Linked DNA regions of Homo sapiens: region 2 is linked to region 1. The links are chromatin loops, found by intact Hi-C in ENCODE. Cell type or tissue: endothelial cell of umbilical vein. All regions are shown on one strand. Each heading gives the region's core, and the rest is flanking DNA. Links, peaks and the distances in the headings are about the cores only. Region 1 overlaps CHST6 (carbohydrate sulfotransferase 6). Region 2 has its middle 23 kb from the start of MON1B.

Region 1 (10,897 bases), core at 837-3,336:
TAGGATGACCAAGGACAACAGTTTTAGGCTTCCAAAGGTGGTAAACTATGGGATGGTAAATATCCGAGAGGAAGCTGATGCAACAGGATTTGTCTGCAGCAGCCTCTGGTACCACCTCTGAGTCAAGGGTTGTGTCCAGTGATGGAGAGTTTATATCGTGCCTTTAGGCAGAAAAGGGGAGGGAAACCTGAACTTTTCCTGCACTTTCTGCTTCTTAATTGCCTTCAGCTGAAAATCATTTTTTATGTGAAAAAGGCATAGTCTGAGCTGACGCCTCTGCTTTCCTCCACCTGAAGAGAACCTGCGTGCTGCTCCTTTGCTTCGGACCTCCGCCTCTGCCCGGGAGAAAGCCCAGGCCAGCCTGCTGGACAAGCAGAGACCATGAGAAGGAGAGTTCAGGGGTCCCAAACCAGGCCATCCTAGACCAGCCAGCTCCAGCTGATCCGCACGCAGCCACTTCGGCTACCTTCTACTGGCCAAAGGGAGTCCCAGGGCTCACCCAGATTCAGAGGTGGGGAAACTGAGTCCACCACTTGAGAAGAGTAGCTATAAAGACATATGAGCGAGGCCAGCTGAGCCCAGCACTGCGGCCAAGTCGAAGACTTTAGGAGCAATAAAAGTGCTTATTGTGTTTCAGTCATTTGAGTGTTGTGGTGGTTTGTTACGTAGCATTGCCTAACCGATACACTTGAGAACGGAGGGCTCCTGGCACCTGCAGCTTCCAATTTCCACCAGGGTCCAGGCTCCCTCCCTGCTGGTAGGGCTGTAATTAGTGTCTCCCCTTACCTGTAGGCCCTGTGATGCAGCTAGAAGTGTCTAGGCCCAGCAGTCACCCACAATTAGGGGCAGGCACGCTTGCTGCCTCTGCTCTGGCTGTGGGAGCTCAGAAGGGGCAATCAAAGCACTAGATGGGCTGATGGGTGCATAGAAACAGTGTTGCCTGGAATAGGTCAGAGAACCCACCTATCAAGAGGCTGTTGGGGAATCAATGGTGGGCCTTATTTTTGTTATTTTGCATCAAGAAGATATATTATCCACATCAACACTGTATCAACTCCTCATGGCCACCACAGACCCTGTGTCCCCTAGCTTTGTCTTTGATGTGCCTTTGTCACCCACTCCTACAGACTGCGCCCCACCACTGCCACAACTGCCCCATCACCTCTACAGGGTTAAATCAATGGTTTTAATTTTTGCCTACCTGATGGGTGAAAAATGTTACTTGATGTTTCAGTCTGCACTTCTTTAATTCCTGGGGCAGCTGAACATCTTTTCATGCTTATGACTCAACTGTATTCCTTTTTCATTGTTCAAGGCTGTGCCCATGTTGCTGTTGACTTACCACAGCCTCTTTTGAATATGCTTTGTTATTTTTGTTGTGCAAATGGTTTCTCCTAGCTTGTCATCTGTTTTTTGTTGTTGTTGTTTTGTTAACTTACTTTATGGCATTTTCCCCTCAGGCTTCTTAAAAAAAAAGAAGCTTCATTGAGCTATAATTGATATACAACATCTGCACATAAAGTGTAAAGTTTGATTAAACATTTGTATATACCTGTGAAATCAAATCACCACCTCATCACAATCAAATTTCAAAAAGTTTCACCTAGTTTATCATATTGTTGAATGTGAATCCTTTCCTTATGGCCAGTGGATTTTATGTCTTGTTGAAACGACTTTGTCCTGCTACAGTGATAAAAATGGTCTTCACGCTTGCTTCCAGTACTTTAGTAGTCTAGTGTTTTACGCTTGGATCTAAATTGCATGCAATATTCCTGATCGGTGCGAGTCATCAGTTCTCCCAGCGCCCTCTACTGAATGATCTCACTCATCACACACTGAAACCACCATGGGCTGGAATCTGTCCCTCACCCACAGGCCCACTCCACACCAGTGGATCAGGCGAGCAATTTCTTTAGGTCGAGTGACCCCTATGCTGAGGTCCAGTGGGTTATCCCGACTACCTTCACAAGTTAATGGATTTAGATTTAAGCACCACCTGCCCCCAGCAGATTCTCTTACAATTTAAATATCCTCTCACAGTGCAAATCCTTATTCTGTGAATGACTCTATTCAGACCATGTTCCTTAAGAACCAGAGCTAGGCTGGGTGCAGCTGTAATGCTAGCAATTTGGGAGGCCAAGGTGGGCAGATTGCGTGAGCTCAGGAGTTCGAGACCAGCCTGGGCAACTTGGCGAAACCCTGTCCCTACTAAAAAAAATACAAAAACGTAGCCAAGCGTGGTGGTATGTGCCTGAAATTCCAGCTACTTGGGAGGCTGAGGCATGAGAATTGCTTGAACCCAGGAGGTAGAGGTTGCAGTGAGCCAAGATCGCCCCACTGCACTCCAGCCTGGGTAATAGAGCGAGACTCTGTCTCAAACAAACAAAAAACGAAAGAACCAGAGCTAAAGTCTTGATGAAATGGAAAGGATTGGCCTACTATCCATTTTTCCAAGATGGCAATTCATTCCAGCCAATCGAGCATTTTCTCCTTTGGGAGTAAGACCAGAAAACCTGGCCTGTCCTGCAAGTCTTGTGTTATTCTGCTCCCAGTCCTCAAGAACTCCACTCATTCATTCAACACACATTATGGGTTGAGCACCAACCAGGCACTGGGCTATTATAGGAGCTGGAGATACAGCAGGACCAAAAACAGACAAAAAGCAAAAACCCCTGCCCTAGGCTGGGTGCAGTGGTTCACACCTCTAATCTCAGCCCTTAGTGAGGCCGAGGCAGGTGGATCACCTGAGGTCAGGAGTTCAAGACCAGCCTGACCCATATGGTGAAACCCAGTCTCTACTAAAAATATAAAAATTAGCTGGGCATCGTGGCATGCACCTGTAGTCCCAGCTACTCAGGAGGCTGAGGCAGGAGAATTGCTTGAACCCGGGAGGCGGAGGTTGAATTGAGCCGAGATGGCGCCAAAGGACTCCAACCTGGGCGACAGAGCGAGACTCCATCTCAAAAACAAACAAAACAAAACAAAACAAAACAAAAACCAGCCAGGCGCAGTGGCTCACGCCTGTAATCCCAGCACTTTGGGAGGCCGAGGCAGGCAGATCATGAGGTCAGGAGTTCGAGACCAGCCTGGCCAACATGGTGAAACCCCATCTCTACTAAAAATACAAAAATTAGCCAGGCGTGGTGGTGGTGGTGCACGCTTGTAATCCCAGCTAATCAGGAGGCTGAGGCAGGAGAATCGCTTAAACCTGGGAGGCGGAGGTTGCAGTGAGCTGAGATCGCGCCACTGCACTCCAGCCTGGGCGATAGAGTGTGACTCTCTCAAACAACAACAACAACAACCCTGCCCTTCAGGAACTTGCATTCTGATGGTGGGGAGATAGCTGATGAATAAGCTTAATAAATGGCTACATTATTTAGCATATTAGAAAGTGCCAAGGATTAAAGTAGAGAAGGATCGGGGGATGAGGAATATATGTGTGTAGAGGTGTGAGTTGTAATTTTTAATGGGGTGATCAGGGTAGGTCTCAGTGAGAAAGCGACATTTGAGGAAAGTCTTACAGGAGGTGAGGGAGTATGTTAAGGGCAATCATGGGTAGCCTGTCTGGGAGCAGGAAAGAGCTAACACAAAAGCCCTAAGGAGGGGAGGCATCTGGCTTGTTGAAAGAGCAGCAAGGGGCCAGGGGGTCTGGTGTGCTGGACCGCCTCCTTGGCTTCCTTAGACAGGGCCCAGGAAACCTCCATTTTCTGAGTCCTGCAAGGCTAAATGTCTTTTTTTAACCTGTCAATTCATAAATGAACTAAAGATCGAATTCTAAATTCAAAATAATGTTTCCTAATGTAATACATAATTGATTATGTAACCCTACAATAATTGATTTCTTCCACTTTTTTTTTTTTTTTTTTTTGAGACGGAGTCTCGCTCTGTTGCCCAGGCTGGAGTGCAGTGGCGCGATCTCTGCTCACTGCAAGCTCCACCTCCCGGGTTCACGCCATTCTCCTGCCTCAGCCTCTCCGGTAGCTGGGATTACAGGCGCCCACCACCACGCCCAGCTGATTTTTTTTTTTTTTTTTTTTTTTTGAGACAGAGTCTCATTTTGTTGCCCAGACTGGAGTGCAATGGCACGATCTCGGCTCCTGCAACCTCTGCCTCCCGGGTTCAAGTAATTCTCCTGTCTCAGCCTCCCAAGTAGCTGGGATTACAGGCGCATGCCACCAGGCCCGGCTAATTTTTGTATTTTTAGTAGAGATGGGGTTTCACCATGTTGGTCAGGCTGTTCTGGAACTCCTGACCTCGTGATCTGCCTGCCTCGGCCTCCCAAAGTGCTGGGATTACAGGTGTGACCTACCACACCTGGCCCTTTTTCTTTTTTTTTTTTTTTTTTTGAGACAGAGTCTTGCTCTGTCGCCCAGGTTGGAGTGCAATGGTGCGATCTCGGCTCACCGCAACCTCCACCTCCCAGGTTCAAGCAATTCTCCTGCCTCAGCCTCCTGAGTAGCTGGGATTACAGGCACATGCCACCATGCCCGGCTAATTTTTGTATTTTTAGTAAAGACGGGGTTTCACCATGTTGGTCAGGTTGGTCTCAAACTCCTGACCTCGTGATCCACCCGCCGCAGCCTCCCAAAGTGCTGGGATTACAGGCATGAGCCACCACGCCCAGCGGTTTCTTCCACTTCTAATAGACTCTGCTAGTCTGGGAAATGTACCAAAAAGACAGCATGGTTAAAAGGTCAGTATTTCCTGACCCTTTTTATACTTCCTATTTTTATTTTAGATAGGTTTCTTGGTTGATGCAAAACGCCAATTGTAGTGGTAGGGAACTGGCAGGAGGAAGCTTCCTAAACGGAGGTTTCAAGAGAGACTTCTGTTTCTTTTTTTTTTTTTTTTTTTTTTTGAGACGGAGTCTCGCTCTGTCGCCCAGGATTGAGTGCAGTGGCGCAATCTCAGCTCACTGCAAGCTCCACCTCCTGGGTTCACACCATTCTCCTGCCTCAGCCTCCCGAGTAGTTGAGACTACAGGCACCTGCCACCACGCCCGGCTAATTTTTTTGTATTTTCAGTAGAGACGGGGTTTCACCGTGTTAGCCAGGGATGGTCTCGATCTCCTGACCTCGTGATCCGCCCGTCTCTGCCTCCCAAAGTGCTGGGATTACAGGTGTGAGCCACCACGCCCGGCCTTTTTTCTTTTTGAGATGGAGTCTGGCTTTGTTGCCCACGCTGGAGTGCAGTGGCTCCCGGGTTCAAGCAATGCTCTTACCTCAGCCTCCTGAGTAACTGGGACTACAGTCACACACCACCATTCCCAGTTAATTTTTTCTATTTTAGTAGAGATGGGGTTTCACCATGTTGCTCAGGTTGGTCTGGAACTCCTGAGCTCAGACAATTTGCCTGCTTCAGCCTCCCAAAGTGCCAGAATTACAGGTGTGAGCCACCGCGCCCGGCTCAGGAGAAAATTCTAATAAACAGTCTTGCTAATGTTCTTGAATTAAGAGGAAAATATGGGTTGGGTGTGGTGGCTTATGCCTGTAATCCCAGCACTTTGGGAGGTCGAGGTGGGTGGATCACGAAGTCAGGGGTTCGAGACCAGCCTGGCCAAGATGGCAAAACCCTGTCTCTACTAAAAATACAAAAATTAGCAGAGCATGGTGGTGGGCACCTGTAATCCCAGCTACTCAGGAGGCTGAGGCAGGAGAATTGCTTGAACCTGGGAGGCGGAGGTTGCAATGAACTGAGATCGTGCCATTGATCTCCAGCCTGGGTGACTGAGCAAGATTCTGTCTCAAACAAACAAACAAACAAACAAAAATGGAAAATATGTATTTTGCACACAATACTTTTGAGTGTAAAATAGGTTAATGACCGGGTGCAGTGGCTTACATCTGTAATCCCAGAACTTTGGGAGGCCAAGGCGGGAGGATTGCTTGAGCCCACAAGTTTGAGACCAGCCTGGGCAACATAGTGAGACCCTGTCTCTTAAAAAAATTTAAAAACAAAAAAGCTTTAAAAAAAATCATTTTCTCTGCAAATACTGAAGGTGTTGGTACATTGTCATCCAGCCTTCTTCTTCATTTGGCTACTGAACCATTTGATTCTCATTTCTTTGTAGGTGACCTATAGATTCCCTCTGTTTTAGGAATTTCTTTTTTATTTCTTTCTTTTTTTTTGAGATGGAGTTTTGCCCTTGTTGCCCAGGCTGAAGTGCAATGGCAAGATCTCGGCTCACTGCAACCTCTTCCTCCCAGGTTCAAGTGATTCCCCCGCCTCAGCCTCTTGAGTAGCTGGGATTACAGGCACCCGCCACCACGCTCGGCTAATTTTTGTATTTTTAGTAGAGACAGTCTTCACCATGTTGGCCAGGTTGGCCTCCAACTCCTGACCTGGTGATCCACCCACCTTGGCCTCCCAAAGTGTTGGGATTTCAGGCGTGAGCCACTGTGCTTGGTAGAATTTCTTATTTCTATCTTTTTCTTCTTGTTCTATTTATTTTTCTTTTCCTTTCTTTATTATGATTAATTTGGTGGAGCAACACCATTTATTTCCAGGGCCAGCATTGGATATAGCACAATTATGGAAAAAGGCTGTCAGCCACTGTCACAAAAAAATCCTACAGAATCTGAAATGCCAACAAGAAGTCTAGCTGCGCCAGAAAATACCTGTGAATCACAGGTTTTTCCATTTCAACTTATATGACAAAAAGTTTCAGCTTTAATTATTTACTAAATTCCTGAGCCATCTTTAAATTCTTGTGGGGTTTTTTGTTTGTTTATTTGTGTGTTTGTTTTTTGAGACAGGGCCTTCTTCTGTTGCCCAGGCTGGAGTACAATGGAGCAATGATAGCTCACTGCAGCCTTGACCTCTGGGGCTCAAGGGATCCTCCCACCTCAGCCTCTGGAGTTAGCTGGGACTATAGGTGTGTGCCACTACACCCGACTAATTTTTGAATTTTTAGTAGAGACAAGGTTTACCTATGTTGCCCAGGCTGGTCTCAAACTCCTGGGCTCAAGCAATCCTGCAGCCTTGGCCTCCCAAAAGTGTTGGGTTTACAGGCATGAGCCACCTTGCTTGGCAGATCGGTGAATTGGTCACTTTTTAAAAAGATTTTAAAAGGTATGATTTATGTAGCATAAAATTCATTTATTTTAACTGTACAATTCAATGATTTTTAAAGAAGTTTTCAGGCTGGGCACGGTGGCTCACGCCTGTAATCCCAGCACTTTGGGAGGCCAAGGTAGATGGATCACCTGACGTCAGGAGTTTGAGACAAACCTGACCAATATGGTGAAATTCCATCTCTGCTAAAAATACAAAAATTACCTGGGCATGGTGGCACGGAGCTATAATCCCAGCTACTTGGGAGGCTGAGGCAGGAGAATTGCTTGAACCCGGGAGGCGAAGGTTGCAGTGAGCCGAGATTGCGCCACTACACTCCACTCCACTCCAGCCTGGACGACAGAAAAAGACTGCGTCTCAAAAAAAAAAAAAAAAAAAAAAAAAAAAAAAAAAAATTTACCAGTCAGGTGCAGTGGCTCACGCCTGTAATCCCAGCACTTTGGGAGGCCAAGGCAGGTGGATCGCTTGAGGTCAGGAACGAGACCAACATGGATAACATGGCAAAACCCTATCTCTACTCAAAATACAAAAATTAGCTGGGCCTGGTGGCACGCGCCTGGAATCCCAGCTACTGGGGAGGCTGAGGCAGGAGAATCGCTTGAACCAGGGAGGCGGAGGTTGCGGTGAGCTGAGATTTCGCCACTGCACTCCAGCCTGGGCAACAAAGTGAGACTCTGTCTCAAAACAAACCAACCAACCAAACAAAAACATTATTATTCGTCACAAGCCTCTTCATCACCTGGAACCTTGTGGACATTACTTATCCTTGGTAACTTCCCTTCCAGAACACTATTGTTAATGGCTGCTATGGTCTGAACGTGTTCCCCCAAATTCATGTCCTGAAACTTCGTGGGAATGCGATAGTACTGAGAGGAGGGGCCTTTAGGAGACGATTAAGTCAGAAGAGTGGAGCCCCCGTTATGGGATTAGGACCCTTATAAAAGGGATTTGGAGAGTGGGCTCCCTTTGTTACCGTGTGAGGACGCCCGGGCGGTGCTATCAGTGAGGAACGGGCCGTCCTTAGACATGGAACCTGCTGCGACCTTGATCTTGGACCTCCCAGCTTCCAGAACTGTGAGAAAATAAATTTCTGTTCTTAATAAATTGCCCACTCTCAGGTACTTTGTTACAGCAGTGCAAACAAACTGAACATTAGCTTATTCCTTTTTACGATTTCTCTGCCTTCATTTTAACAGGCTTTCTGAAGGGAGGTGAGACAAAAATGTGTGATCCACGAGGACAGGAAATCGAGACCATCCTGGCTAACACGATGAAATCCCGCCTCTACTAAAAATACAAAAAATTAGCCGGGCGTGGTGGCGGGCGCCTGTAGTCCCAGCTACTCGGGAGGCTGAGGCAGGAGAATGGTGTGAACCCGGGAGGCAGAGCTTGCAGTGAGCAGAGATCGCGCGGCCGCACTCCAGCCTGGGTCACAGAGGGAGACTCCGTCTCAAAAAAAAGAAAAAAGTGTGATCTAATTTTATTGCTCTGAACCGAATCTCTGTACATTTTATTTTATTTAAAACTAAGTCGAGCTCTATAGAGGCTACATAGCCTCCCTCCCATTCTGGTCCCACACCAGACTTTGCATGGGCTCTTTCTACTATCAGCTTTAAATAGAGAACGTTCTTGTTCTGTTCATGAAGGTTTCATAAATGCTGGAGTCCAGTCATAACTAGAACTTTACATATCCGTTCCATCACTGTATTTTTCCAGATCCCTGGTAACTCCATAGCGCGGCTCTGTTGGGGCGCATGCAATTCCCTACTTTCTCACAGGGGGCGCTGCAGAGAAGGGCAGAGCAGAGCGCGCGGTCCCAGAGCGCGCCGTCCAGGAGGGGGCGCGTCCGTGGGGCTGTGTCTCTGCGAGCCCTGCGCAACGTTGGGGGCGGGAACAACCCTGGCCCTGCGCCCGAGCGCTGCGGCGCCTTGTGATTGGAGGAGGCAACGGTCACTTGGCAGCGCCGTTGGGATTGGGGGAAGAGGACCCCGGCTGGAGGTGACGCTGAGGCGGCGAGGGTGAGTCGGCGCCGGCCGCTACCGCACTTCGGGCGCTCGTCCCTCATTTCTCTGTGGTGAATGGCGACGGGATGGAGCGCGAGGGGAGCGGCGGCAGCGGCGGGTCGGCCGGGCTCCTGCAGCAGATCCTGAGCCTGAAGGTTGTGCCGCGGGTGGGCAACGGGACCCTGTGCCCCAACTCTACTTCCCTCTGCTCCTTCCCAGGTACGGCCCGCCCCGCGCCTGCGCACTGCGCGCCCCGCCGTCGCCGCTGCCGTGCTGTGGGCGCCCCGAGTCTGGGCGGGGTCCCGGGTGCGCAGCCTGCTGGCGGCGTGGGCGCTGTCCTCCGGGAGGGGGGCCGTGCTGCTCGCCCGGAGCCCCTTTCCCCATCACTTCTTCGGCGGTCCCTGAGGCGGAGCCCCGGAGTCCCGCTGGGCGTGAGATGCAGAGAGCGGCCGCAGGTGGGCCCGGGGCTGGAGGGCGCTCGGCCGCCACCCGAGCGGGTCTTGGCCTTGAGCTTCCGAGCGCCTCAGGTTCAGAGCTGCACCCCACGAGCCCGGGAGGCTGTGGTCCCCGCCCTGCCTGGGTTGCCCCACGGCGCCCGGCCTCCTTCGAGGGGTCTCGGAGCGGCCCGGCCGCGCTGAGGAGTCAGAGCTCGCGCTCCCCTTGCCCCGGGGCTGCAGCCCGGCCCCTCCGCGCAGGCGCTCGTTCGCTGATCGCGGGCGCCTGGGGCTAAATCCTCCCCCTCCGAGACCCGCTCCGCTTTCTAGGAATCTTTCCCAGACCTGGTGCCACCTGTTGCTGGGTCTCCCACTAAGCCTTCGAGATCTTTGGCACAGCTTCCTTTGAACTCTTCCTCCCCGCTGCGGCTTGAGCTGGGCCTGCTAGGAGGGTTGCTCAGAATTCTAATGCCAGGAAGAGCGCTCCGTGCCCTGAAAGCTGGAGGGAGGAGAGAGGACTTCACTTGGGAAGGAGGAGAAAAGCTTTGAGGGGAGGCACAGTTATTTGTGTGGTCCTTGAAAGGCAAGAAGACTAGAGCCCGTGGCCCTGGAAGGGGAGGTGGGGCTCCCAGCAGAGGGGACTGAGGTCTTCATAAACAATGAGGGACCAGAGCAGAGGGAAGGAGGACGAGATTCCAGACTCTAGTTCCAAACAAGGCACCTGTGATTTCTCATCCCCTGGGCAGCGACTGCCAGGCGCCGTTCAGCGGACACCTGGGACTTGCAGTGTTATGTGCCCAGGGATTTTCCCGGACGGGATTGTGAAGTAGCGGGTAAGGTCATCAGGCAGGTTGGGGTCAGATGCAGATGTTCGCTTGTGGTCATTCCTGAAATGAGAATCTGGCAGCTCACGTTATTTCAGAAGGTGCTAGGATCACTTTTGACAGTGATATCAAAAAATTGATGGTATTCTGGTGACCCTGTGTGATACATGAAATGTTCGTGCAATCTGGAGGCACTACTGGGACCAGATTAATCTTTGTTTCCTTAATTTTCCCCTTTCCTGAAAAATGTCAAGCCTGCCAAACAGTTGAGAGAACAGTATAACAAATACCCATGTACCCTTTACTTAGACTCAGTAATATTTTGATTCTTTGGCTTTCTGTTTCTCTTTCTCTCTCTCTGCTCTCTTTCTCTCTCTCTATATATATAACCACATGTATTACATACGTATCACACTTAGATGTAGGTCACATGTCCCATTTCAACTCGAGTCATTCAATAGGAAGTTGCAGAAGTCATAACACTTGCTTGATGCCTGATAATCTTAACATGTATCTTCTAAAAACCATTTTCTATCCATGAAACCATATCACATCCAAGAAA
Region 2 (10,897 bases), core at 3,164-5,663, 1.7 Mb before region 1:
TTTTATTTTCTTATTATTAGAATACATATTTATTGGGGTCCTGTGGGAGATGATTGAAGATTTAGAGCCCACAGTCCCTGCCCTTAACAAACTTCCAGTTTTCTGGAGGATGCAGACAGGTCAACGTTTGCAGCTCAAAAGGATAAGTCTACTTAAATTCAAGTTGTTCCAAATGGAAACTCATCTCCTTTTCCCAAACTTGTTTCTTCTCTTAATGTTACCAGAAGTTAGTCCCACAGTGACTTATGTCCCTCACCTTGGGGTCACCCTTGTCTCTGCCTTCTCCCACATACCTAGGTCCAATTATTAATGATCAACTCAGTACTCTCAGAACTTGGATGAGTTCTTAGAGTAAACCACACTGTCTCTTCTGCCTGAGTATTCTCCATTAGTTTGGCAAAACTGGAAGAAAAGCATCTATGAAAACTAAGGTGAAACACATGGAAAGGTTGCTTGGAACCCACATGAGCTATAGATTTTATTAGTATTATTATTATTTTAAATTGCAGAAAACCCAACTTGAACTGCCTTAAACAATGAAAACACTTCATTGGTGAGTTGAAAAGAAGGTGAGGGCAATCTTCAGGTGAGGGTTGATCCAGGGCTCCAATGATGTGGCCAAGATTCAGTTTCTTTCTTCATTCCTTCCTCTTCTTCCTTGATGTATACTCCATTTTCTAGCAGTTTCTCCCTCCAGGTCTCAAGAGGGCTCTAGCTGCTTCTGTGGCTACATATGTCTTGCTTTAAGTCCAGAAGGGATGGGAGAGAATCTATTTCTCAGAAGTCTCAGTGGAAATCTCATTGACTCTGGTTAGATATGTGTCCATGCCAGAACCAATCACTATGGCCAGGAAATGATTCATTTAGAATGGGCCAAGGCAATGAAGGTTCACCCTGGGCTTGAAAGTGAGGCCAAGATCACTCAAGTCATCATAAGGAGTAATTGTCCAAAGGAAGTTCAGGTTGTTGCAGCTGCTGGGAATCTGAATGCCCAGGAAGCAGGAAATAAATTTCTCTCATAGGCCCTGATCAAAGAATGCCAGGAACAGCATGATACAGTTTTAGACTGAAGGATGGTGGCAGGAAGCCAGTGGAATCTTTGGGTAGAAGTATGGCAAACTTGAAAATTGCTAAGAGAGTAGATTTTAAGTGTTTGTATTGCAAAAAAAAAAAAAAAAAGAAATGTTAAGTATGTGAAGGTAATGCATATTTAATTAGCTTGATTTAGCCATTTCACAATATCTATACATATATCAAAACAGCATGTTGGACACCATCAATATATATAATTTTTATTTGTCAATTAAAAAGAAGAATGAAAAAGATTATTCTCTCCTGATTTTTGGATGGAATAACGATGAAAGGAAAGAGATTTTAGAAGCAGGTGGGATGCTAATGAGAATATGTCAGTCCTTCGAATAAAAGCTTGGGAGGACTTAAGCCATTTCTGTGGCACGGAGAATAGAAAATTGCGATTTAAATAAACCCCATCAAATAGATTACTGTCCATTATCAGTGCGATAAAACCTTTTGAGAATTTGTCAAGGAGTATCTACATATTTGAAATAAACAACTTGCTCATTGATAATCTGCATTTTACTTATGGACTTTAGGATAAATGAAGCCATGATTCATACAGTCTCTACAAGGAAATTGAAAAGGAAAACCTTCCCCAAGAGGAAGATGATGTCAGAAACATGATACTCAACTACCTTATCGCTGAGTTGTCCTAGGGAATAGCAACTTCGTTGTCTAGATGTTATAATTTCTCCTCGATTTACTTTAATTAATGAGGCAAGTATAGACATGCTTGTCCAAATAAAGATTTAAAATTGGAGGGACTCAGAACACCAGAGTATTAGAGCTAACAGGGACCCGCCAGTGTGATTTATCTTATAGATGAGAAAACAGGTTGGGGAAGGAAAAGAGACTTAGCTGGCAGCCACCCAGAGAATCAGTGGCTCAGCTAGTGCTATTCTAACAACTTATCCTAGCTTTGTGCCTCCCTGAGGACTAGGACCTTTGCTTTTATTCCAATTTCAGAGGCAATTTTAGGGGAACTCCCTGAAAAGTGTAAACTGAAAAAGATGCCTGGGAGCCTGGGAGTTTCCTATGTAGTGCTCTAGGTGGGAAACCTTTGCTCACATAAAGATGACTGTCTTTATCAAAGGTGGCCACTAGATGGCAGAAAAAACCCATGTACCTGATATGGAAGCATATGTTCCAAAGATTTTGAGACTTGAGTATTTCTGAGACCAGCTCATCTGCCTGGTGAATATAGAAAATTAGGGATCATTGTGATATCAGTCCACCCCCATGTAAATCCCCCAAATCTGTACCTCTCTCCAGAGTCCTGTGGTTAATCTCATCCTTCTCGTCATTAAAACCCATAAAGGAAACAATTTACTTTGAAAACTATTTTATAAAAAGCTTGAATGACTATTAAGTAGCATTTTATGGTTTCTACTAGGATTTTCTGCATAACAATAGAAATTATTTGACAACTCAAAGTGTGAATGAATCTCTGGTGGCCAGAGTGGTGTATGAAATAATTTTGGATAAGGGAGAATTCATCTGCCTCTGAAATCAAGTCAATGGGGAAAGCCAGGTACTTCCAGTAATAAAAAGAGCTGATATTTACTCAGCACTTTACCATGTGCCAGGCACTGTGCTAAGCACTTTATAGAATAAATTTATTTAATCATCACAATAATTATATGATGCAATGCTCAGTAAATCTGTTTTACAGAAAAGTACACAGATCTCCACAGAGTTCACGTAACTTGCTCAAGGTCATATGGTTAGAAAAATGCTCGTGGCTATTTTCTTTTTATTTATTTATACTACATGGAATTAAAAATATGGTGCTTTGTGTTAGTATAATAAGGGTTTTATGAATTCAGATGAAAAGTAATTGCTCTCTTGACCCTGTGACACGTGTGCTAAAAACCTTCTCATTATTAGACCATTAGAAAGAGTAGATATGGTAAAAAATTTTAGCTGTGTTACAGTAACTGTGACCATAAATTAATGCTTAAGGAAACACTGTGACGATAGCTAGGACGATGTCAGCAGAATATTCTAAACCAGCACTATCCTGCTAGCTCCAGATCACGTGACCCTCTGTAGTGCCATGGGGTGGCTAAACCCATGTCCTAGGGGCTTCAAGGGATCCAAGGCTATCCTCCACCCCCTCCACAGGCAAAACATCACCCACATTCTTCCAATCTGATGTCTTTTTCTGCTGGCATAACTTGATGTTCAAGAGCTTCCTGCAGCAGCTCAGCATCCCTGGGGAGGAATGAGCTTTGTCAGTGCTGGGATGTCTGTGTCAGGGTCCTGTGCCCAGAGAACAGCCTCCCCACTCACTGGCCCATCTCCTAAAACCCACTATGGTGGTCAGGATTCTTGGTTGAAAGTAGGAGAAACCAATCCCAGTCATCTCGTTGAAAAAGTGGCTATGAAATCAGTTAAAGTTAAGTCATGGCGGGCATGATGGAAAATGGCTGAACTCCAGGAAAAATGGAAGCAGAAACTGGAAAGAAAGATTCTGAAAACTCTTTTTCTCTGACACCCAACCCCTGCCTATACTTCTCTCCATGCATCATTATTCTTGTTTCTTTGCCCACAACTTTTCCTGCTTCTTAGTAAAATTCCTGGCCATCCACAGCTCTAAAAATTCCCAGCCATCCACAGCTCTAAAAATTCCCATTAGGTATTCTGCCACACAAGAAAATCTGACTTGGCCCCCATTCCAGGTTCCTCAGGAAAATATATTGCTAGGCTTAGTTCTGGGGCAATGTTATGCAAAGACCTTAATTTTTCTTTATCTCAGGCCATGCATGATTTAGAAGTTTTTTGTTTTGTTTTTCTGTTGTAATGGGGCTGTTCTTGCTTTCTTTAGATAAGGCTGTATCAGCTCTTTATAACCTGCTAATTTCAAGGGACTTAATACGTTGGCTGTAATTCACATTTTCAAAATTGGGAAAAGCTGTGTCTTTTGAGATAGAAGTGTTCTTTTTCTTTTAATTCCTGTTTTGCTTTATTTTTTTTCCTCCCCAAATATTGGCATACTATTTTTTCAGGTGTCACATAGCTCTTTGACAACAGAGATTACTCAGTTTTTTTTAAATGAACATTATCTCCAGCTTCTCAGCTGCGAGAAGTTTTTTAGTTTTGCAATTTTTAGGGGTGCTGAGAGCCTCCTACCCGATGTGCCCTCAGTCTGAATCACTGATGCTCTCCTGGGTACTAGGGATTCTTGATTCTGTACTGCAGGGGGCGCTAGCACTCCTCCTTTCTCTAAGCCTGTGAGCAGGTAAATCTGCTGGTGAAACTGACAAGTGGTCACCATATATATTTGGCCTCAGCTACGTGTTTTTACTGCCCTTTCTTCCTTGTATGCCCACCCAAGCATGATGGGAGGTTGACCTGTGACACTTGTCTGGTGTCCTGGTAATTGATAAACGGAACCCAGAAGCAGGTATCAGAGACCAAACGACTAGGGTCAAACCCTAGACCCCTAGAGAAGTCTCCAAGTTCTCTGTGCTGCCTCAATCATCATCCAATTCTTATTTCCTGCCAAGCCTATATGAACAGAAGATTAGAAAGAAGGATCAGGGTGTGATGTGGCTCTTCCCACTGTGAAAAGCCCATACTTCAACCTTTTAGAGATTTTCCAGGACCATCTTTTATGATGGATGAGTGCTTCAGAAGGACAGATAGGCAATCTCTTTTGCTGGCTGGATGTGTCTGCTTATATAGGAAGCTTGAAGAGTGGGAAAGAGAATTTGACATAGGCAGGAGGAAGGAAGGAAGACAGAGTGCTGTGGCAACCTGGTAATTTTGGAGGGACAAGGTCGTGAGTGTCTCATGAATCAAAAAGAGTCTACTGAACAATTAGGTGGTCTTGAGTATTTTGCTGGTTTTGTCTTATAAATATCATTAATTATTATAAACTCCCTTTCCCATACCATAAACAAAAATCAATTCCAGATGGGTTGTAAATGGATTTTCCAGATGGGTTTCTCACTGTGAGAGAGAAAACAATCGCGATGCTAGACAGGATTTAGGAGAATATGTTCATAACTTTGTGGCTGGCAATAATTTCTTCAATGGGCCACACCCACATACAGTATGCGTTCAATGCTATACAGTGCAAGGTGTTTTACATAGTTTAATTTTCTACTTACACAGTCCTGTGAGGTAAGAACAACTCCTTACTTCTGAGTCTTGGAAAATTAAAATTCCATATTTGACATTTTTAGGGAAACTGAGAAGCCTAATGGGAGCCCTCTTCTAAGCTCCTGTCTCAACTCACAGTTGGCTGCAACAATATTTGTAGTTAAAATCAAGACTCTTTTCCAACAGAAGTAATAGATATACTCAGACTAAGAGGAAAAAATATAATATTCATTAAGCTCATATTATGTCAGGGATTGAGCTAGCTTATTTACAGACACTACCTGGCTCAATCTTTATAGCAATCCATGAGGGAAATATAATTATGCCTATTTTTATAACTGATGGAACTGATAGACAGGTTAAACCTCCTACCCAAGGTCACAAAGCCAGCTACCAGAGGAGCCAAAACTGAGATCCAGATAGTCATCTTCATTTATTCCCCATGAAACCAAAATGATGGAGATTATTTGGCTTACACCTTTTTCAGAGCACGTTATCTGCCATTGGTCTCCACTACAAGACAACCTCAGTTTTCTTTCCATTGAACTGCAGACCTTCCATGTTCTTCCCTTCCAACAGCCATCCAAAAAGGTTATTTTTCGATTATACTGAGAGATGACTGGGGCTAGACTTATTTAACTTTTGGAATTTTCTGCTGAGTGATTTTAAATGGTACGTCTGGCTACATGACTATAGGTATTCTGTGCTTGATATTCCAGAGTAGTGATCAGTGCTTCTTTTAGAAACAGATTTGAATTTTCAATTTTATCATAGAATTGGGACAAATAAGATATAGTACCATGGGGCATAAGTATAATACACATTTTGCTGTTTCAGGAAATATTTTTCTTTATTGTCCCTCTCCCCCAGAAAAGGTTCAGAGGCAGAGAAAATGCAACTGATGAAGATCATTTATTCTATTATTTGATTCAAGCCTTTGTATTTTTTTACCTTTCCTTATTCCCCTCCAAGATTATACAACACACACTTTTCTCTAAAATTTGTCATTCTGCCTCTCCCCTTCCCTCCTTCCCTCCCTTTCTCCCTTCTGCCTCTCTCTCTCTCTCTCTCTCTGTAAGCACCAAAGACTCAAGCCAAGAAGTACTTGGTAGACTGCACTCAAGCAGGAGCCCCTTCTTTGTCTTTCCCTGTTCCACTCCTTAGAGATGATTAGAAATATGTGTGAAACCTAATAAGTCAATCTGTAGCTACATTGGAGGACCAGAAAATTGTATGCGATCCCTAAAAGTCTGAAATCAGAAAGGATCATATTGAAGTGGTGATAGCAAAGCAAAATGCGTTCAGGAATATTAACGGGAGCTCAACTACAAAATACGGGTATCATCCACACTCTAAACCTAGAAATTAGGGAAGCTGGAGCCATCTGATGGGGGGAATTTTAGGGACTACATACACAGGAGCAATCAGAGTAGATGGTCCTTGTGCATCCCTCCCCTCCTCCCCTCCATTGTGTCTGTGTTTAAGTCAGAACAATACTGGAGGTAGAGACAGTTCAATGGCCCAGGTGGCCAACAATACCTTGGAGAATCAGAAACGGCCATGCTGAGAGGAAAAGTCACCTGAAACAGCCTCTACCTAATAGCCTGCTCCATTGTCACTGGAAACTGTGCAGGGCATACGTCCGTAAGTTACTTCTACGCTTTGCTTCCTTCAGGTGTCTACAGAAGCTGGGGCAGGAAGAGGAAAGTCGAAGGAGCTATCCTTGAAAGATGAGTTCACTATTAAGAATCACTAGAATACTTTAGTACTAATTCTAAAAAGAGAATCTACAAACTGAGTAAGAACGGAGTTTATAATGAGGCAAATGTTGGTAGAACAATCAGAATAAGACTTTTAGTATAATTAGTATCCTTAGAGGGTTAAGGGAGAGTATCACCATAAAATAGAAATAGAGGATACAAAACACGAGCAGAAATAGACTGCTCTGAAATAGATGCAATGAAAGAGCCAGGAAACCATCGCATTGCAGTCCAGAAAATAGTCACTCTGAAAGGAAACAATTCTTTTCCAGATAATTTTGGTTTTATTGAATTTCACTGGACTTTTAGGAAATGTGTGGACTTACCATAAGATTTACAAGACCTGCACTGTGTATCCCTATCCAATATTGCTGTCATTGATTATCTTATATCCTTGATAAAGAAGACACAGGATCCCATCCAATTGAGAGGCTATCCTGAGAGCTATGTGGTTTCCTAACTCTGTCTTTTATTTTATTATTATTACTATTATTATTATTTTTGAGGCAGAGTCTCACTCTGTTGCCCAGGCTGGAGTGCAGTGGCGCCATCTCGGCTCACTGCAACCTCTGCCTCCTGGGTTCAAGCAATTCTCCTGCCTCAGCCTCCCAAGCAGCTGGGACTACAGGTGCGTGCCACCACGCCTGGCTAATTTTTTTTGTATTTTTAGTAGAGACGGGGTTTCACCATGTTAGTCAGGATGATCTCAATCTCCTGACCTTGTGATCCACCCGCCTTGGCCTCCCAAAGCAAAGGGATTACAGGTGTGAGCCACCACGCCTGGCCCCTTACTCTGTCTTTTAATGAAACACAAAAGACACTATGTGCAATGGTGTGATTCATTAATATTAAGTGTCAACTTGACTGGATTCAAGGATTTAAAGTATTGTTTCTAGGTGCACCTGGGTGTTGCCAGAAGAGATTAACATTTGAGTCAGTGGACTGGGAGAGGAAGGCCCACCCTCAGGAAGACCCACTCTCTACGTAGGTGGGCACCATCCAATCAGCTCCCAGTGGGGCTAGAAAAACTGGGCAGAAGAAGGTGGAAGAAGCTGACTTGCTGAGTCTTCCAGCTGTCATCTTTCTCCAGTGCTGGATGCTTCCTGCCCTGGAACATCAGATGCCAAGTTCTGCAGCTTTTAGATCCTTGGACTTACACCAGTGGTTTGCAAGGGGTTTTCAGGCCTTCAGCCACAGACTGAAGGCTGCTCTGTTGACTTTCCTACTTTTGAGGTTTTGGGACTTGGACTGAGCCACTGCTGGCTTCCTTGCTCCTCAGCTTGCAGATGGCCTATCGTGGGACTTCACCTTGTGATCGTGTGAGTCAATTCTCCTTAATCAACTCCCTTTCATATATATATATATATATCCTATTAGCTCTGTCCCTCTAGAGAACCCTAATACAAACGGTAACTGAGACTCTGGAAAATTCCAAAGGAATACATGATGATTTTTTTCTCTCTCTTCATTGTAAAAGTTATATGTAGGCTGGGCACAGTGGCTCACGCTTGTATTCCCAGCACTTTGGGAGTCTGAGGCAGGCAGATCACGAGGTCAGAAGATCGAGGCCATCCTGGCTAACACGGTAAAACCCCATCTCTACTAAAAATACAAAAGATTAGCTGGGTGTTGCGGTGTGCACCTGTAGTCCCAGCTACTCGGGAGGCTGAGGCAGGCGAATCGCTTGAACCCGGGAGACAGAGTTTGCGGTAAGCTGAGATCATACCACTGCACTCCAGCCTGGGCAAACAGAACGAGACTCCATCCAAAAAAAAAAAAAAGTTATATGTAAAGGAGTAACAATATTTTTTAAATGTTTTATTTTGGTTTAGTTGGCCGCAATTTAAAACGTTTTTATTTCTTTCCATATATTTATAACACAATAACCTTAAAATCCTCAATAGATGGCTGAATAATATAATGGACATACTTGAGTAGTGAATTGGATCCAGCTCCTAGAAGGGAGGGGAAATGATACTTACAGGGTAACCCAGATACTGGGCCTTTTTCATTCCCAGAGGAAGCTTCCATCAAGATATGACAAGCAAGAAGTTTGGCCTTACTGACTGCTTTTGAATTGTCTGTCCTTTCAGGAGTGCAACCTTTCCCCAGTTTCTCTGGACCACATGGCCTCTTCTCTTCCCCCAAAGACTTTTTTGTTTGTTTGCTTTGTTTTTTTAAACAGAGTTCCACTTTTGTTGCCCAGGCTGGAGGGCAATGGCATGATCTCGGTTTACTGCAACCTCTGCCTCCTGGGTTCAAACAATTCTCCTGTCTCAGCCTCCTGAGTAACTGGGATTACAGGCACATGCCACCATGCCTGGCTAATTGTTATATTTTTAGACGTATTTTTAGTAGACACGGGGTTTCATCGTATTGGTCAGGCTGGTCTGAACTCCTGACCCCAAGTACCCACCTGCCTCAGCCTCCCAAAGTGCTAGGATTACAGGCGTGAGCCACCACACCTGGCCCCACCAAAGACTTCATATTTTTCTATTTTTTTTTTCCTCACCCGTGGCCTCAGGTCAAACCCCAAAGACTTCTTTGTTTGAGTCTTTCTTTGCAAATTTTCATACGTGTCCCTCAAAGCAGTATTTTAACTTCTGAGTCCTTCATCCTGTTAAGTAAGATTTATGGGAGGTCACTGCTTTGGACTGAAGTCCATCTCAACAGACAAGACTGAACCAGAATGGAGTCACTCATGCTAGGAGCCACAAAATCAAACAGAACCTAGAAAGTGCCCATTTTCCAAAAACCAGGAGATTCAGAGCAACCAAAGGGGCTCTGTCAACCTCAATCAGCATGATAAGAAAGTCCCCTCTGCTTGAACCCATTAAGGAAATTAACTTTGAAAATATCAATCCATTTTTTTTGTTTGTTTCTTGTTCTTTCTTTCTTCAGCCATTTCTGTCTATAAATCTCACCCCCCTCTGCTCAGTTCATTGGAGTGCCTTTTTATTTCAAAGATTCAATACCACCTGATTTATGAATTGGGAATGAAAGCCAATTAAATCTTTGAAAATGAATTTGTTAAAATTGTATTCTTTGACAGTCCCCACTAAGTCAGAGCCATCAAGACCAGAACACGTGGAGCTTTTCTTGAAGATCACTATAGCCTGTGATGCCAAAGCCCTATGGAGGGGCCAGGGGCAGCCACAGTACTCTAGGTCACCTGGCCTAGTAGGCATTCCCAGGATGGGGTATACTTTTTACACCCTAACCACAGAAAGCCTCAGGCTTCTTTTACTATTAGACTTTTGCAGCAAGCACCTGCACATCTATCAAGGGGGAATAGGAATTATCCAGAGAACAGTGTAATCTAAGATAATATTGGTGTCAATGAGCAAGGTATCATGAGCATTTTTTCATGTTCTATTTCATGTCTGCTGGATTAATATAAACTATATTATCCTTTAATATCTGTTCTTTTCCTCACCCCAGATAGGGCTCTTATCGGCCATTCTAGTGAGGTCTGCATTAAATTGTTTTGTTTCTTCACCCACCTTTGATGAGGAATAGATGGAACACTTTGCTCCATTACATAGGAATAGAGGGACAAAGGAACATTATATTAGTTTTCTATTGCTGTATAAGAAATAACCACAACTTAGCAGCTAGCAAAACAAAACAAAGTAAAACATTTATTATCTCATATTATTAGCTCAAAACTCTCGTGGGCTTACCTGACTTCTTTGCTCAAGCTATTGGCCAGCTGAGTTCACCTAGGGTTCAAGGTCCTCTTCAAGCTCTGTCGTTACAGGAATAGCAGAATTTATTTCCTTCTCAAATTTCCACGTGGCCCCTCCACCTTCAAGCCAGCAATCATGCATGTAGTTCTTCTCAAACTTCAAATCCCTCTTTTTCTGCCTCCGATCTCTGCTTTGAAGGGCTCATGTGATGACGCTGGACCCACCTAGAATGCTCCATGATGATCTCCCTATCTAAAGATACTA

Evidence for each region. A loop is a pair of places that touch in the nucleus more often than their neighbours do. Peaks named below come from ENCODE experiments on the same cell type or tissue, not always from the same donor. Only the 100,000 strongest peaks of a DNase experiment are listed, where the experiment ranks them.
Region 2: it touches region 1 in a loop (7-fold over the local background); 2 of 110 quality-filtered maps call a loop at or near these places.

What each region holds. Positions count from the first base shown.
Region 1 is chr16:75,462,867-75,473,763 of GRCh38, reverse strand. CHST6 (carbohydrate sulfotransferase 6) reads left to right here. Exons shown (of 3, transcript NM_021615.5): 3 at 1-1,712. TMEM170A (transmembrane protein 170A) reads left to right here and starts at 9,075. Exons shown (of 3, transcript NM_145254.3): 1 at 9,075-9,296. The coding sequence starts at 9,164. RefSeq lists enhancers at 1,473-2,115, 8,905-9,405, 10,595-10,644 and a silencer at 9,099-9,728. In endothelial cell of umbilical vein, for the core only: a CTCF peak has its summit at 1,817 (motif pointing left); a DNase peak (open chromatin) is centred at 1,793.
Region 2 is chr16:77,163,224-77,174,120 of GRCh38, reverse strand. No RefSeq gene overlaps it. Among named protein-coding and RNA genes, the nearest start is that of MON1B, 23 kb to the left of the region's middle. In endothelial cell of umbilical vein, for the core only: a CTCF peak has its summit at 4,280 (motif pointing right); no DNase peak of the experiment used is centred there; H3K27me3 peaks cover 242 bases.